Linked DNA regions of Homo sapiens: region 2 is linked to region 1. A link is an interaction called in ENCODE POLR2A ChIA-PET data of the cell type or tissue named here. Cell type or tissue: OCI-LY7. All regions are shown on one strand. Links, peaks and the distances in the headings refer to the core of each region. The heading gives the core; the rest is flanking DNA.

The links. ChIA-PET counts read pairs that join two places held together with the same protein. Peaks named below come from ENCODE experiments on the same cell type or tissue, not always from the same donor. Only the 100,000 strongest peaks of a DNase experiment are listed, where the experiment ranks them.
Region 2: POLR2A ChIA-PET joins it to region 1 with 17 read pairs; 5 of 35 experiments call an interaction of 5 or more read pairs at or near these places.

Annotation. Positions count from the first base shown.
Region 1 is chr17:66,489,368-66,492,278 of GRCh38, forward strand. All of the region lies in intron 2 of PRKCA (protein kinase C alpha), which reads left to right. Among named protein-coding and RNA genes, the nearest start is that of PRKCA-AS1, 74 kb to the left of the region's middle. In OCI-LY7, for the core only: no CTCF peak of the experiment used is centred there; no DNase peak of the experiment used is centred there.
Region 2 is chr17:66,439,808-66,442,718 of GRCh38, forward strand. All of the region lies in intron 2 of PRKCA (protein kinase C alpha), which reads left to right. Among named protein-coding and RNA genes, the nearest start is that of PRKCA-AS1, 24 kb to the left of the region's middle. RefSeq lists an enhancer at 1,658-1,857. In OCI-LY7, for the core only: no CTCF peak of the experiment used is centred there; DNase peaks (open chromatin) are centred at 714, 1,744 and 2,354; H3K4me3 peaks cover 2,077 bases; H3K27ac peaks cover 2,002 bases.

The sequences.
Region 1 (2,911 bases), core at 102-2,601:
TATATATATATATATATATATATATATATTTCCCCCCTCAATGAATATAGCAATCCGTGTTAGATGTAAATAGGGATGAACCCATTTTGCATATAGATTAAGTGACCAAATATCTCAGTAGTTTGGCAGGAAAGCCAAGCCTGCAGCCTGAGGGGCCTCACTTCCACCATCATTATTGACAACTATGTGCTCAAGCGAGCAGGGAGGGTGCAAGGAACACGTCTCCAATCCTTAAAGATTATATGAGTCCTTTGCTCTCAAATCTGAATTTTCCCTTTGTCTCCACTTTATGCCAGCACTGATTTTATTTAGAATTTTATAGAATGGAAGCAAATTCATTCTTTCTTTCATCCTTTCTTTTCTTTCTTTCTTTTCCTTCCTTCCTTTCCCTTTCCCTTTAATTCCTTTCTTTCCTTTTTTTTTTCTTTCTTGAGACAGGGTCTCACTCTGTCACCCAGGCTGGGGTACAGTGGCGTGATCTCAGCTCACTGCAACCTCCACCTCCTGAGTTCAAGCCGTCCTCCTGCCTCAGCCACCCAAGTAGCTGGGATTACAGGCATGCAACACCACACCCAGCTAATTTTTGTAATTTTAGTAGAGACAGGGTTTCACCATGTTGGCCAGGCTGGTCTCAAACTCTTGACCTCAAGTGATCTGCCTGTCTTGGCCTCCCAAAGTGCTAGGATTACAGGTGTGAGCAACCACACCCAGCCCAAATACTCTTTCTTGATGTCATAATGAACTCAATTATGAACACAAGTAATCATAAAAAGTCTATATAAGCAAGGTTCTTACTGCCTCTTCCTATTCCTCTTATTTATAATTTCATAAATATTGCTCTAGGTTGATAAGTTAAAAATTTTTATAGTAGGTTATGTATAAGATTTACCATTTTAACCATTTTAAATGTACATGTCAGTGGCATTAAGTACCTTCCCAGTGTTAGACGACCATCACTACCATCCATTTCCAGAACTCTTTTTTTTTTTTTTTGAGATGGAGTTTTGCTCTTGCTACCCATGCTGGAGTGCAATGGCAGGATCTCAGCTCACTGCAACCTCCGCCTCCTGGGTTCAAGCGATTTTTCTGCCTCAGCCTCCCAAGTAGTTGGGATTACAGGTGCCCACCACCATGCCCGGCTAATTTTTTGTATTTTTTAGTAGAGACGGGGTTTCACCGTGTTAGCCAGGATGATCTCGATCTCCTGTTTTCTTTTTGTTTTTTTTGAGACGGAGTCTTGCTCTGTCACCCAGGCTGGACTGGAGTGCAGTGGTGTGATCTCAGCTCACTGCAACCTCTGCCTCCCAGATTCAAGCAATTCTCCTGCCTCAGCCTCCCAGGTAGCTGGGATTACAGGCACAAGCCACTATGCCTTGCTAATTTTTGTATTTTTAGTAGAGACGTGGTTTTGCCATATTGGCCAGGGTGGTTTTGAACTCCTGACCTCAAGTGATCTGCCCACCTCAGACTCCCAAAGTGCAGGGATTACAGGTGTGACCCACCGCTCCTGGCTGTATGAATTCTTGAGCCAAACACAGGTGACTGTTATTTGTTCTGTTTCTGAAATATACTTTCGACAAGTGGTGAAAACTCTCCTTAATTTCCATCTAGTTTACTTCCATAAGCAAGATTAGCAAGGAATATGGATCACAAGATTGGGTGTTCTCAGTTTTAAAGCCAGGCAATGTCAAGATTTGTTATTTGGCCAAGTCTGTGGTCTTTATTATTTTTTTGTCCCACCATGTCATTTGCTCAGTGTGATTTGTGCATTTCCAGTGTCGTCCGTCACTGCTGGGGAGCAGACAAATATCACATAGAGGATTAGAGAAAGTGATTTTGTGCTTAGAAAATAATTGAATGAAGATTTACTTTGTGACTGGAAGCTGCAGGATAGCATCCTGTTTTAAAACCTCTCATTGGGTTATATAACCAGAGGTGACCAAAGTCTTTGAAGATGAGGCACCATCTCTGAGTGAGTTTTTGTTGGATAGCCTATGCTTGCTTGAGCAAAGACTTGTTTAAGGGCCAAGGGGGGCCCCCACGACAATCATCAGATGGAATCTTCCATGACACGTCTCCACTTCCTTCCAGCTGAGTGGCTGTTGTCTTTAAGTTGCCTTCCTTCTACCAAGGTCAGGCAGATGTTTGTTGAAGGTTTGCTATGTAACAGGTACCACCTTATTACCTCTTTACTCCAATTTCCTTTGCTTCATATACCATGGTGAGATGAATTCCTTTAGAGCCCCAAATTAAAAAAAGACAAAAAACAATAGCTCCTGATTTTTAGCCAGGGGAAACCCTATGATGTCCATCTCCAGGCAAACCTAATGCATCCTTTTGTTTTATTGAGCCAGTCTTTTCCTCTTTCAACAATGCTAGCAAGACTTCTCAAATGTCTTCATTAGATTATCTTACAAAATATGCATTACCCAATTTAGTTTGGAACTTGGACCCAAAGATCAAGGCCAGCCATCTCTGATTTTTGGAACCTCTGGCTGTTGCTCAGTTTTCTGGGGCAGCCTTTCCCAGGCACATGCTGCATGCAGCCAGCGTCGGCCAACCTCCAAGCTCCTCTTTCCTGTTCCCCTCACGGTAAGTGGGGGTGTTGGGGAGGAGAGGGGGCATCTACACTTTTTCTCCTTAGTCACCCAGGATTGGGCACATTCTGTTTCTTCTTCCTTTGGAGATCATCCATTCTGAATTTCGAATCTTCAAGTAGGCTTAGAGGGCTCTTTATCCCTCAGATAACGTGTCTATGAGTGGCTGTCTGGAAACACATGGCCTTTCTGTCTGCCTCTCATAGGGTGAATCCAGTCCTTCAAATGGGAAGCTTTCGTGTAAGGTAGGTGGGGAGGGGGTAGTTAAGGCAGGTTGGGAGGAAATTATTTTGGGATAGGTAAAGCTTTTTGCT
Region 2 (2,911 bases), core at 227-2,726, 49 kb before region 1:
TTTTGTGCATTTTACCTTAAGGACCTGGATAGCATAAGCAGAGAAAGGGAATCAGCATTTCCATGTTTTGAAAAGTAAAACAAGACTCTTTTTGGTCTTTGCGCCCCCATGCCCTAGAAATCCCATAATAAGTGCAACTGTCTCCTTCTGCTGATGGATTTCCTAAGTCATTCCCAGAAAGAAGTTGGGTGCTTTGTATTGTATTAATATATTCATCCTAAATAAGGGTCTTGGGGTTTTCCCCCCTTCCAAGATGTATTAAGAAGGTTGCTTACTGTAGGCTTTGATTTATTTATTTCCTATGAAATGCCAGAAACACCAAGTCCTAAAATCCTAGATCCAAGTCATTGACTTCTCAGTGATTATGACCACATTGAATTGATTAAACTCAAGTGACTGACAAGGCGAATAAAAATAGCCCAAAATGAGTCCAGACCCCATGGTTTTAAGAGCCCCCCACCAGTTCCCTAAAGCTACAGGACGGAAAGGACTCCTGATCCTTTGTACCTGAAGAGTGTGGTGCCTAACGTATAGCCAATGTTCATTTGTTTCTTCTCTCTGTATTTTATAAACATAATTACTTTGAATGAATTGGGTTATTCGGGAAGTCAGCACATGTCTCCATCTCCTGCTTTCTATTTCTAGAGTCCTAAGATAGACTTTGCTGACAAGAAGAGGCCCCTGCCCCTTCAGAGCTTAGAGTGTAGCAGAGAGATGGGTATTCAGGAAATCCTCAAATAGTGACAGAGCCACAGCGGCAGTGAGTGACAGGCAGGAGAACTATAGGATGCTGGAAGTGCATACAACCGGGGTGTTACCTAGTCTGGGACTGGTGGTCAAGGGGGCTTTTTTGAGGCCTGGACAACCCACAGACCGAGGGTGGGCTAGTGAGAGCCAGTGAGGGACACTCTTCAAGATCCCAGCACTTAAAAGATTGGTTGGGCATGATGACTCAGGCCGGGAACCCCAGCACTTTGGGAGGCTGAGATGGGAGGATTGCTTGAGCCCAGGAGTTTGAGACCAGCCCTGGCAACACCGTAAGACCCCATCTCAATGAAAAGTAAATTAGTCAGGGCCGGGTATGGTGGCTCATGCCTGTAATCCCAGCATTTTGGGAGGCTGAGGCGGGTGGATTGCCTGAGCTTAGGAGTTTGAGATCAGCCTGGCAACATGGTGAACCCTGTCTCTACTAAAAATACAAAAAATTAGCCGGGCGTGGTAGCAGGCACCTGTAATCCCAGCTACTCAAGAGGCTGAGGCATGAGAATTCCTTGGACCCGGGAGACGGATGTTGCATTGAGCCCAGATCGCGGCACTGCACTCCAGCCTGGGAGACAAAGCGAAACTCTGTCTCCAAAAAAAAAAAAAAAAAAAAAAAAAAGTAAATTAGCTAGGCATGATGGTACGTGCCTGTGGTGCCAAGCTCCTCAGGAGGCTGAGGCAGAAGGATGGCCTGAGGCCAGGAGTTCGAGATTGCAGTGAGCTGTGATCACACCTCTGCATTCCAGCTTGGACGACAGAACAACGCCCTGTTTCCAAAAAAAAAAAAAGATTGGGGTGCTCTTAAGCTCACAGTTCTGGCCATCTCCTCTTTCCTAAGTGGAGGGAGATCGTGGATCCCTGAGGGGGAACCTACTTCCCCTTTCACTTCAAAGTCTGCTTCTGTTTCTAAAAATGAACTGAAACCCCATCTGTTTGCTCATGTATTTGAAAACCCTTGAAAATGTTTATTTTTGTACATCTTCATACGACTCTCGTCTCAGAGCTGCTTCTCCTCTTCAGGTGGTTTCTGGGCACACTGGGGACGTCTGTGCACCTCCTCTGAGTGGAAGTCAATGCCTGTGATCCCCTTTCTAAAGGAGGCACGGATAGCTGCTGTGCGGTTTTTTCAACCTGTAGCCAGTTTTCATGTTTTTGTTCTCAAAATAATACTTTTTTTTTCAGGTGAAGACAAGGAACATTTAATTTACACTGAAATGATTTTTCCTCTTAGACCTTCTGAAAGCTATGACGTATGTATATTTATACCATAATAGATGCTAATGGTGTCCTCTCTGGGTGATGGTCCCAGAGATGTTTATACCACGGCATTTCACTCCACTAATAAATGTGGGTGGATGGATGGACGGGCGGACAGATGGAAATATCACACAGGACTGTGCCCAGGTTCCAGACAGTTTGGCTTTAGGGCCCCAACTCTGCCAAGGGATATTTTTTATATAGCATCATGTTTTTCATCATGATGTTAGTCTCTCTCTCTTTTTTTTTTCTTTGAGATGGAGTCTCGCTCTGTTGCCAGGTGTGAGTGCAGTGGCACGATCTTAACTGACTGTGACCTCTGCCTCCTGGATTCAAGCGATTCTCCTGCCTCAGCCTCCCAAGTAGCTGGGGCTACAGGTGCCTGCCATGCCTGGCTGATTTTTTTTTTTTTTAGTTGAGACAGGGTTTCATACTGGCCAGGCTGGTCTTGAACTCCTGACCTCAAGTGATCCACCCACCCAGGCCTCCCAAAGTGCTGGGATTACAGGCGTGAGCCACTGCACCTGCCTGTAACATCATGATGTTACAGTCCCCCAGCTCCTCACCTGGCCTCCCTGTACCCATTCCTGGCCCCCTCCCTCCTTCAATCTCTTTTCCACTTCAGAGAGTGATCTTTAGCATTCCCAGCTCCACCCCACGCTTTCTGCCTGTAATCATTTAAAGGCTTCCCATTGCTTCTAGGATGAAGTCCAGGATCCTTAAACTGGCCTACAAGGCCCTGTATCATCAGCTGCCCTGCGTCTCCAGCCGCCTCTCCTCATCACCCACACTTTTTCTTCATAGCCTCCATCCCAGCTGTAATGCAGAATTTTGTTTGATAATTATTTAATTCATGTTCACCTCTCCCATTAGACTGCAAGCTTAGCGAGGC